Linked DNA regions of Mus musculus: regions 2, 3 and 4 are each linked to region 1. Evidence: chromatin loops called from intact Hi-C (ENCODE). Cell type or tissue: left cerebral cortex. All regions are shown on one strand. Region 1 overlaps Bcl7a (B cell CLL/lymphoma 7A). Region 2 has its middle 1.7 kb from the start of Wdr66. Region 3 overlaps Mlxip (MLX interacting protein). Region 4 overlaps Wdr66 (WD repeat domain 66).

What was found. A loop is a pair of places that touch in the nucleus more often than their neighbours do. Peaks named below come from ENCODE experiments on the same cell type or tissue, not always from the same donor. Only the 100,000 strongest peaks of a DNase experiment are listed, where the experiment ranks them.
Region 2: it touches region 1 in a loop (10-fold over the local background); 6 of 42 quality-filtered maps call a loop at or near these places.
Region 3: it touches region 1 in a loop (3-fold over the local background); 30 of 42 quality-filtered maps call a loop at or near these places.
Region 4: a loop joins it to region 1, with 2.4 times the contacts of the local background. A loop is called at or near these places in 13 of 42 quality-filtered maps.

The regions. Positions count from the first base shown.
Region 1 is chr5:123,367,945-123,370,444 of GRCm38, reverse strand. Bcl7a (B cell CLL/lymphoma 7A) reads right to left here. Exons shown (of 6, transcript NM_029850.3): 5 at 991-1,112. Among named protein-coding and RNA genes, the nearest start is that of Gm23458, 8.4 kb to the right of the region's middle. In left cerebral cortex, a CTCF peak has its summit at 1,402 (motif pointing left); DNase peaks (open chromatin) are centred at 1,163 and 1,343; H3K27ac peaks cover 828 bases.
Region 2 is chr5:123,250,843-123,253,342 of GRCm38, reverse strand. It overlaps a transcript of Wdr66 not described here. Among named protein-coding and RNA genes, the nearest start is that of Wdr66, 1.7 kb to the left of the region's middle. In left cerebral cortex, a CTCF peak has its summit at 1,339 (motif pointing left); a DNase peak (open chromatin) is centred at 1,297; H3K4me3 peaks cover 523 bases; H3K27ac peaks cover 206 bases.
Region 3 is chr5:123,436,002-123,438,501 of GRCm38, reverse strand. The region is part of intron 1 of Mlxip (MLX interacting protein); the gene reads right to left. Among named protein-coding and RNA genes, the nearest start is that of Mlxip, 42 kb to the right of the region's middle. In left cerebral cortex, CTCF peaks have their summits at 1,479 (motif pointing right) and 2,382; DNase peaks (open chromatin) are centred at 1,502 and 2,347.
Region 4 is chr5:123,284,359-123,286,858 of GRCm38, reverse strand. It overlaps Wdr66 (WD repeat domain 66), which reads right to left. Exons shown (of 21, transcript NM_001370840.1): 10 at 426-620. Among named protein-coding and RNA genes, the nearest start is that of Wdr66, 32 kb to the right of the region's middle. In left cerebral cortex, a CTCF peak has its summit at 1,475 (motif pointing left); a DNase peak (open chromatin) is centred at 1,492.

The DNA of each region.
Region 1 (2,500 bases):
TCTTTCCATCTACCATGCCCCTGACTCCCATTAGCAAGATCCACCTGCTGTACCTGTCCATCTGTCTGAGCTGTCATGACGTGGCCTCTCTACAGGTGTCACCCAACATCACCTTAAAAACTGTAAACGGCTCATGGAAACGAGGCTGCCAACCTTTGTCCCACTGACTTGAGAACACAAGCCCGACCTCTTAGCAATGCTGGGAGGTGAGCAGCTCCAGCCCCTCCCCCCATCACTGTCTATCCCAGCCTTCTCTCCAAGCCTTTTACACCCAAGTCAGCCCCTCCTTATGAGGTCAGCACAGGGCCTGCTAAAGACCTGCTCCTATTCCAGGCAACAGGGATATAGGGCCAGCCAGGCAGATAAAGATGGTCTCTTATTAAGTGTCCCACGCTGGCTTTGAACTTGCTATTCTACTCCTTCAACTCTCTGAGTAGTTGAGATTATCGGCAGGCACCTGCATATCCAGCTGACTAGAGCTGGATTGGAACCCGGGCTAGATTCCATCATATCTGCCTCCTGCCCCTGGGCCTTGGATCTGCACTGGACAATCCAAGAACGATGTTGATACTTGGCTGTAACACAGAAGGGATCTGAGCAGGGGCCGTATATCACATGCAAAATGCCAAACAATAATCGGGCCTTTAGGTTTCTGAGGTCATGTGTTCCTTAACCTTAAGGATGTGGGGTCACGAGCCGGGCAGTGGTGGCGTATGCCTTTAATCCCAGCACTTGAGAGGCAGAGGCAGGTGGATTTCTGAGTTCGAGGCCCGCCTGGTCTACAGAGTGAGTTCCGGGACAGCCAAGGCTACACAGAGAAATCCCATGTCCCTCCCGTCACCGGGATCCCAGGTGGCATACACAGGCTTATACTTGGAGCGGCTGCTCAGTGGACAAGCAGTGTTCTAACAGTCCAACAGGAAGCAGCACAACTCTCAACACACCGTGGAGGACCCCAGCCCCACCCCACAGAGCCCGAGCTGCAGGTACCTGAGAGACTGCCGACGTTTCTGCCGCTAACCCTGATTCTGCAGATGGCTGCCGTTCTGCCTTCTCGGAGCTGTTCACCGAGTTTTCCATCGAAGACTGTGAATTTTGCTCCTCGGATGCATCTGAGCAAGAAGCGAGACAACAGAAGCTGTTTTTCAGACACATGAGAAGCTGCAGCAGATGGGCCAAGGACTAAATATACCCAGATCTGGAAACTTTTGTGGCTGGGGGCTTCCAGAGCTGGATTGGACTAAAGCTTGGGAAGTTTCTGATTCATCAACTAGCCAAACAGTTATAAGGAGCCAGGTTACAAGTGGGCTCCCGGGTCTCCAACCCTTCTTCCAGGCATACCTACTCTCTGTCTAGAGATATTTAGCACACAATGCTGCCAGTGTCTGGCGCCCTCTGCTGGCCACCAAGTACTACAGCAATCATGGCTGTCGCCAGGGAAGCTATGGCCACAGAGACTTCACTAGGCTGTTGGAGAGAACTAGCCTTCTCCTAACTTCCCAAGAGTTACTTATTTTTATTTTATGTGGATAGGTGTAAGTGCTTGCATGTATGTCTGTGTGCCACATGTGTGCCTGTTGCCTTCGGAGGCCAGGGGAGAACATCTAGGAGTTACAGATGGCCTTGAGTCACCAAGTGCTTGCTGGGAACCAAACTTGGGTCCTCTGTAAGAGCAGCCAACGCACTTAACTGTTGAGAAATCTTTCCAGTTCTAACTTAAAAAAAAAAAAACAAAACACATTTGTCTCTTTAACATACATGTTTGCATGCCACGGTGTGCATACGGCGGCCAGAGGACCACTGGATGGCGTCTGTTCTCGCCTATCATGTGAGTTCTGGCGACTGAACTCAAGTTGGCAGGCTTAGGGACAGGCACCTTTACTGGTTGTGTCACCTTGCCGCTCCCGCATTTTTCTTTTGAGACAGGTCTCAAATATTCTAGGCCAGCCTCAGACTCTATTGGTGGCTAAGGATAACCCAGAACTTTGGGTCCTATGAACTCTGCCTCCTGAGTGCTGGGATCCACGGGCGCACAGATTATTTGGTGGTGAGGATCAACCCCGGGGCTTTGGGCACACCCGCCCTGGGTGAATACTCTATCAACTGAACTCCATCCCTAGCCCAGTGTTTCTCTTAACAATAAGGATGACTCTAAGTGACTTGAGCAAAGGCTAACCATTGATGGAAAAAAAAAAAAAAGCATAGCTAAACTCAACTGATACCTCACACCTCTAAGATACACAGACCAGTATTTTAAAGACCTTGGTTCCACCTTTCTAGATTGTTCCCTCATGTGCACATAGGTTTTTCCATCTCTCTAAATGGTGAGGGCACAGACGTTTGCACATCTTTACAAATTCTCTATATTACAATCTGGCTGAACAGCAGCCTTCTGTGAAGCAATCATTTATCTGATGATCGCTTGGGCTGTTATGCTCTATGACGTCTCCCTCTTGCCCTGTCTCACAATTTTTTTTTTTTTTGGCAAAAGGAAGGTAGA
Region 2 (2,500 bases), 120 kb after region 1:
AATCCTACATTCTCACATGATTTGCAGACTGGGGCAATACATGTCAAATGCTCAACACAGGTTCACCCAAAGTGTTTGCCAAAAAAAAAAAAAAAAAAAAAGCAGGGTGGGGGATATCAGGTACTATGGGGATAAAAGCAATAGTTTTCTGCAAAGAACCTGAGAGTTTTAAAGACCTCTGGGGCAGGTGAGACCCTAAGTCTAAGGTAGACAGAGCCCCCTCCTCTGGGAAACACATGGCCAGAAGAGAAAACTAACTCCCAAATCAACACATTCAACATGGTATGTGCAAAGAAAGAAAGAAAGAAAGAAAGAAAGAAAGAAAGAAAGAAAGAAAGAAAGAAAGAAAGAAAGAAAGAAAGAAAGAAAGTTAATTCTGGGCTGGAGAGATGGCTCAGTGATTAAGAGCACTCTGGCTGCCCTTTCAGAAGACCCAGGTTTGACTCCCAGCCATGACACGATCGCTCAGAACCATAAGTAACTTGAGTTTCAGGGGATCTGACACCCTCTTCTGTATTCTGCGGGAACTTCATAGGTGGTACACATACATACATGCAGACAAAACAGTCTCACACATAAAATCATTTTTTAAAAAAATTTAATTCCTCTGATACATTCTCTCATTTTGCACCTACATGAAGCAAGAGTTTGGGAGCAGGGGGCTAGGCCCATGTCTGTAATACTGCGATTCAGGAGGTAGAGACAGGAGGATCACTCGAGTTCTTAGGCCAGCACAATCTTTCTAAAAAAAGAAAGAAAGAAAGAAGGAAGGAAGGAAGGAAGGAAAGGAAAAGGAAAAGGAAAAGGAAAAGGAAAAGGAAAAGGAAAAGGAAAAGGAAAAGGAAAAGGAAAAGGAAAAGGAAAAGGAAAAGGAAATGAAAAAGTTTGTGGCCCTGGGAGGCACGACTTACGACAGAGCTAGAATTTAGTTCTTTTGTTTGAAAAAAATGCCACTTTGACATTTTCCACACCCAGGCGGGGGCAATGCCACAGGTGCGCAAGTCTATCCTACCACGAGGTCCAGGAGCCACCAGTTTCTTTTCCTGGGGACCTCCCAGGTCCCACACCCTTGCCGCTGCCTGGCCCGGACCCCAACCCGAGCCGCACCCTCCACTTCGCACTTACAGGGACGCTCCCACTTCTTTTCTCAAAAGCCTTGGGTCGTCCAGCCTCGGGAAATCCCAAGAGACCTCCAGGGGCTCCTGTCCATACTCCCTAGTGACGGTTGCCAACCAAGCTCCGTCCCTATGGCAACGGCTAGTCGCAGGAAAGCAAGGAAGCAGGATGGTAATCACGTGCCCAGAAAGCGGCCTCGAGGCGGACCAGCCTGCCCCCTGCCGGGCTAGCAGCTCACGCCACAGCTTTTTCCTAAAGGACACTTCCACAAGAGCTACTCCCCTACACTGGCGATTCTGACTTTCCTAAAGTTGGACAAGATGTAACGAAAGTAGTGTTTGCAGTTATTTTCTCCAGATTGGGCATTCGTAGGGGAGGGGAAACGGAGACCTGCTCAAAAAACTCGGTGGGGGTTGGGTGGTGGGGTTCCCTCAAGTGTCAGGAAGCCCTTCCGGAGGTCATAAAAGCAGTAAAATAAATAAATGAATGAACGGATGATTGAATGAATAAATAAATACATAAATAAAAACTAGACGTTGGGGGCTGGATAGATGGCTCAGTGGTTAAGATCACTCATTGCTCTTCCGAAGGTCCCGAGTTCAAATCCCAGCAACCACATGGTGGCTCACAATCATCCGTAATGAGATGTGACTCCCTCTTCTGGGGCGTCTGAAGACAGCTACAGTGTACTTGCATGTAATAAATAAATAAATAAATCTTAAAAACAAAACAAAACAAAAAACTAGACGTTGGGCCAGGCATGATGTCCCACCTACAAATCCAGAACTAGGCAGATGAAGCCAGAAGGGTCTGTTCAGTCAGCCTGGACTACACAAGACTTTACTGTGTGAAAGGAGATTTCAGTGGAGCTAGCTGCCTGCGAGTTGTATATCCATAGTGCCGAGAGAGCCTCTAAGCAACCCCAGGAGGCTCACGGGCTCACAGGGCTGATTTGGGTGGGTTCCTTCAGTTTGCCATCAGTGCAAGGTGAACAGATGTGTGCTCATGCCTCTCCAGGAAGCCAGGCAAGAAGTGGTATGAAGCAGTTAATAAAATTCTCCCAGTGCTAAAACCCAATTTTTTTGGCCTCACAGGTGTTACACACAACTGCCCACCTTCTCACCAGGACACAGCATGCAGAGAAGTTTAGTAAACTGGGATTGAAGTTATGTGGAGAGTGCACCATCTTGCTGTTACCACGCAAGCCCAGCTTGGTTAAATCCATTAGCGTTGGGGCTGGTGAGATGGCTCAGTGGGTAAGAGCACCCGACTGCTCTTCCGAAGGTTCAGAGTTCAAATCCCAGCAACCACATGGTGGCTCACAACCATCCGTAACAAGATCTGACTCCCTCTTCTGGAGTGTCTGAAGACAGCTACAGTGTAC
Region 3 (2,500 bases), 68 kb before region 1:
CACAGACACCAGACATGCAATGCATTTACAAACATGCAGGCAAACCACTCATACACACAAAATAAAAATAAGCATTTTTTTAAAAAGAAAGAGCACAGTGACCCGTCCCTAAAAAGTGTCCCAGCACACCCTCTTAGCATCTGAGAATACAACGATAGCAACAGTCTCTGGCCAAAGGTCAGGAACCTGAAGAGTCTTTCCACCTCCTCTTTCAGCTGCCACTCCAGAGGCATGACTAACCTGCCCATGTAACTGATCATCCGTCTGTGAGCATAAGGCCCTAGCTAAGGGACTGGAGCCTGTACTCCCTCCGCCCCAGCTGTGCAACTACGTTGGCAAGGGGTGTTCTGGTGCTTCTGTTTATTGGGTATAATCAAACAATGCCATCTCCTCCACAGTGATTTAACTAAGGGTTAGTTGAAAGTCTGTCTGTTTATGTGTATGTACACCCACCCACACATGTGTATGTACACCCACCCACACATGTGTATGTACACCCGCCCACACATGCACACACATGGAAGAGGGAGCTGGAGCAGGCACCTGACATGCGGTCGCAGTGGCAGGGCCATGGCTTTCTTTCTCTGTACTCAGCCAGGAGCGCTCAGCACCTACTCTGTGAGGAAAGACCTAAGAGCTGAGGGAGGAGAGAAGGGAGACGCGGGCCCGTGCCATCCAGGAGTTGTGTGAGAGAACACCAATGCAGGGGCTAAAACTTAAGCTGAGGCCAAGGAGAAGCGAGGAGGCACTGCTCCTGCTTGGCTGGTGACTATGACGAGGTAACAGAAGTGGAGCTCATCAGAGCTGTAAGAGCCAGTGGGCTAGTCCAGAGAAGGCTGCAGACAGAGCCTGTCTTCAACACAGTCAGTCGGTCTTCCCATGGGGAGCAAGGTCCTCTAGCAATTTCAGGTCTGGCCAGTGTGCAGTTCTAGTATTCAAATGAAATTAAGGAGCAAGTCTAAACTAAAAACACTTTTTCTATAACTGATACTCCATTCTTGTGACAGCCAGGAGTCCATGGTTGTGCCATGTGCTCATTAGTACCAGAATCTGACTGAGTACTATCTCAGAGATGACTTCAAAAGAAGAGTGACTACAAAGAGCTGTGTTGGACCCATGGCTCCAGGAAGAAACAGATGTTAGTGCCCTCTCAAGATCTGTGAGAGTTAACCAGTGGGCTAACCTAGGCCAATCATACCTCCGCTGTGCACCTATGAAAAAGGGGGCAGTGTGCTGTCAACCTCTTCCCCATCAGACTACACACACAGCTCTTGCAGGTAGGTATCATGATGAGAGTAGCAGGTACAGAAAAGGATATTGACCTATATATAAACAGTGCAAGCATTCCTTGGTTCTCCCCAACCGCTTGCTGAGATGTTTCTCTTATTCACAATACTTATGGCAAACAAAGTCAAATTTTAGCAGGAAAATATGCATTTCTAAGCCTCTACCATCTCATATTTCTGCAACATCTCTACAGCCAGCAAGTGGCGCTATACACACATAAAGAAACTAGTCCAAAACCCTGTCTGGTACACAGAATGGATGACTGACAAGTCCTACACCATCGCTCATAGTTATACGATGGCAAAAGCTACAAAGTGATGAAGGCTGGGGAGTGCAGCTCAGTGGTGGATGTGTTATAATTTCTGTCTGTTTCTTTCCTAATGTGCTCTCTGGCACCTCACAGAGGGAAGAGGGGCTATGTGTATAGGAGCCCTTCTTACACCACAAGTCGAGTTTCCCACAAAACTAGGAAAAGCTACTTTAAAAGACTCCATAAGGCAGCAGCAGAGGCAGTCACTCCATGAGAAAGCAGGGCACCCAAAAGCCTCTGATCAGGTTTCTGCTTTCCGCCCTGGTCTACACATCTTTCAGACAGTCCAACTACAAGGCTTCTTTAAATTATAGCCAGAAATACTAGAGAGCTTGTGAGACCACTGGCCCTGTACCTGGAAGTTTCTTCTACCTCATACTTCTGAACCGTGTGCTTCCTGTGTCATGGCCATGACCACAAGGGACATTTGCCAGGTACTTAGCCCAGCCTCCACCCCATGAGACAGCCATGGTCTAGCTCTTACTCATTTTAGGACTGCTGGTCCAGTGCTTCTAAACCCAGTTATTAAAACAATTGCTTAATGTTTCCATGAAGACGTCTTCATACACTCTGCCCCTACCCCCCCCCTTCCTAGAAGGAGGGTTGCTGACACAAAACAGGAAGTTCACAGGACAACAAAGGCCCCTCTTACAATTTTGTTGGATGGAGTTAGCAAACCATGAATTCTTCAGCGGTCTGGCAAAAGACTGCTTTGGAATGAAAATTAAAGTGCAAGCCTCAGAAGGAAAGCACTGGGCTATCAAGAACACAGGAGGGCAGGACTGGATCACGGATTCTGCTCGCTGGGGTAAATTAGACACCGACTCTTGTTCATTCTCTCCAAAAGGAAGCCAACACAGAGAGTACAGGCTGCTGATTACAGCTCTGGGTCACTCACTGATC
Region 4 (2,500 bases), 84 kb after region 1:
TAAAGACAGCGAGGGTAATTAAGCAGACTCACAGATAATTCAGTCTTGAAATGTTATGGCTATTAATTACCACAACGCCTTTAACCTCAGCGGCTAGGACAAGCTTAGCTCTGAGAAATGAGGCTAACCCACAGCCAAGGACTCCTCCAGGCGCAGTAAGAGATGAGAACCCAGGCATAAAAGCCACCCAGCTTCCAGTTACTCCGGCTTCTAGATAGTAAAATCCTCAACAATTAATTTTTTTTTAAAAATCTAATACTAAATGCAGCCACGGAGCTGTTTCTAAGACTAACTAGGAAGGTGCGTTCCCTCAATTCTATCTCCTAGGAACAAGAGACACGCTGGTTGGTTGCACTGCACGCAAACTGAAGGGGGCACCAGTCATTTCTCAGCCGTCCAGATGACTAGATTCACTAAGGGCTCACCTGACAACGAAAAGGTCGCCTCTTAGAGTGCAGTCTGTGGGGAGGTTGGACTTCTCGGTTGGCAGGCTTGGTATGGTTTTTGAAAAGGACAGAGTCCTTATGGCGCCCAGTTTGAAGTTGCTGTACCAGTTGACCACGGAGAGGGTGTGGTCGTAGAACTTAATGTTGCCCTTAATGTCACCGGTGACAATGTAGCTGAAATAGAGAAAAACACCAGGCTGTTCCATAGTGCTCATGGCGAGATCCATCCACGGAACGTCGTCTAACTGTGGCAGACCCTGGAGCCCATGTGTTGTGACGTTCCATGCAATGCTGCCCAATGAAGCGGCCTTTACTGAAACACCATTTTACATCTCCAAGGCTAAAGAGAAGTTAAGAGATCTGCTCAAAACCCAGCAGTGGTGGCACACGCCTTTAATCCTAGCACTCGGAAGGCAGAGGCAGGCGGATCTCTGAGTTTGAGGCCAGCCTGGTCTACAGTACAGAGTGAGTTCCAGGACAGCCAGGGATAAACAAAGAAACCCAGTCCTGGGGGGGGGTCTTTTATTGTAAATATATAGCAAATACCACTTATACCTATCTGGGCTCCATGTCTACAGTACACGGGAGCCCAGTCAGCGTTGCCTAACGTAAATGGCATGTTCTTACCATGGATGGGTGACTGACTCACAGTCACTGCCATATAACGACAGGTGACCATGGAGAGCGATCCAACAGCTCTCCCACATCACCGAGGCTGGGCAGTGGGACACGGTCTGCTTTCTAGGAAGACTCTGCTGTTAGAATCATCATAAAGCCACACCCTGTCATTCACAGGCAAAGACAGCGCCGGGGCCAGCTGACAATGTGGCTTTTATTTCTAGCCCTCCAATCCATCCTAGGAGAGCTTTTTTTTTTTTTTTTTAATCTTTTTAAAAGAATTCTAATGACAGAGGGAGAAAGAGTAAATTTTCTCGGATGTCAGGCAAGCTGATTAAGTGAGATTTCTGATTAATAAGCAAGGCAGGTGGGCAGAGTAATTGGCTAGGGCTGTCTTTACTGGCCTCTGCTGGGCAGAATCAGCATTGCTCGCCCAGTGTTTGTGAAGCCCTCTAGTATGGGAGAGTGGGAAGTTAGGCCTGGTCTTCAAAGCCTCTACCCTGAAGCTAACTGAAGGTCGAGTGTAGCATCCATCTATGCTCTAAAACGTCTTCTCATGCCTCCGAGATGACGACTGTACACCTCTTTGTAAAGGCACGCGCAGATGCCATGACTGTCCAGCGCCCCTGCGGCATTGCGGGAAGTGAATGGGCTCAGCAGAGGCAGATTGTACGGTGGCTCCCGCCATAGGGCAGCTCCCAGGAATGTTTCTAACACACTAATGATGGCTGGTTTGTCTTTTTCTTTAACCTAGGGCTCCACATGTTCTGAGCAGTGTACATGAAACCCTTACAAAGTTATTGGGGTGTGGGCAGGAGTGCACAGCGTGTGCGCGGCAGGTCAAAGGATAACTCCGGGAAGTCAGTTCTCAGCTTCCTCCTTTACGTGGGTCCCAGGGACTGCGCTAGAACCCTCAGGTTTTCATGACCAGTGCTTAATTCAGACCCAAGAATTGCACATTTACAATATGAATGGTGGGGTGGTAGACCACGAGCTAAGGGAACTCTTAGGGATTCTCGGGAGCATGAGGCAGGAAGACAAGCTTAGGATCAGAACCAGCTACGTAATGAGACCTTGTCTCAAGAAGCCATGCGAAACAAACAAACAAACAAACAAACACCAAAAACTCCAATACAGAATATGTAACTGTTATTGTGCAAGCAAAATAACAAAACTATCTGAGTTCTATTTTTTTTAATTATTTTAGATTTTGAACAATGGTTATGCGCATGAGAGTTTCTGCCTACATATAGGAATGTGTGCCAATGTATGCCTGGTGCCTTCAGAAGACGGTGCTGGATCCACTAGAAATGAAGTTATAGATGATTGTAAACTACCCCGTGGATGTGAAGAACTGAACTCTGGTCTTCTGCAAGAGTAGCCTCTTGCCATGTTTTCTTAAATTTAATGTATGAAATTGGGGGGTATGAAACAGG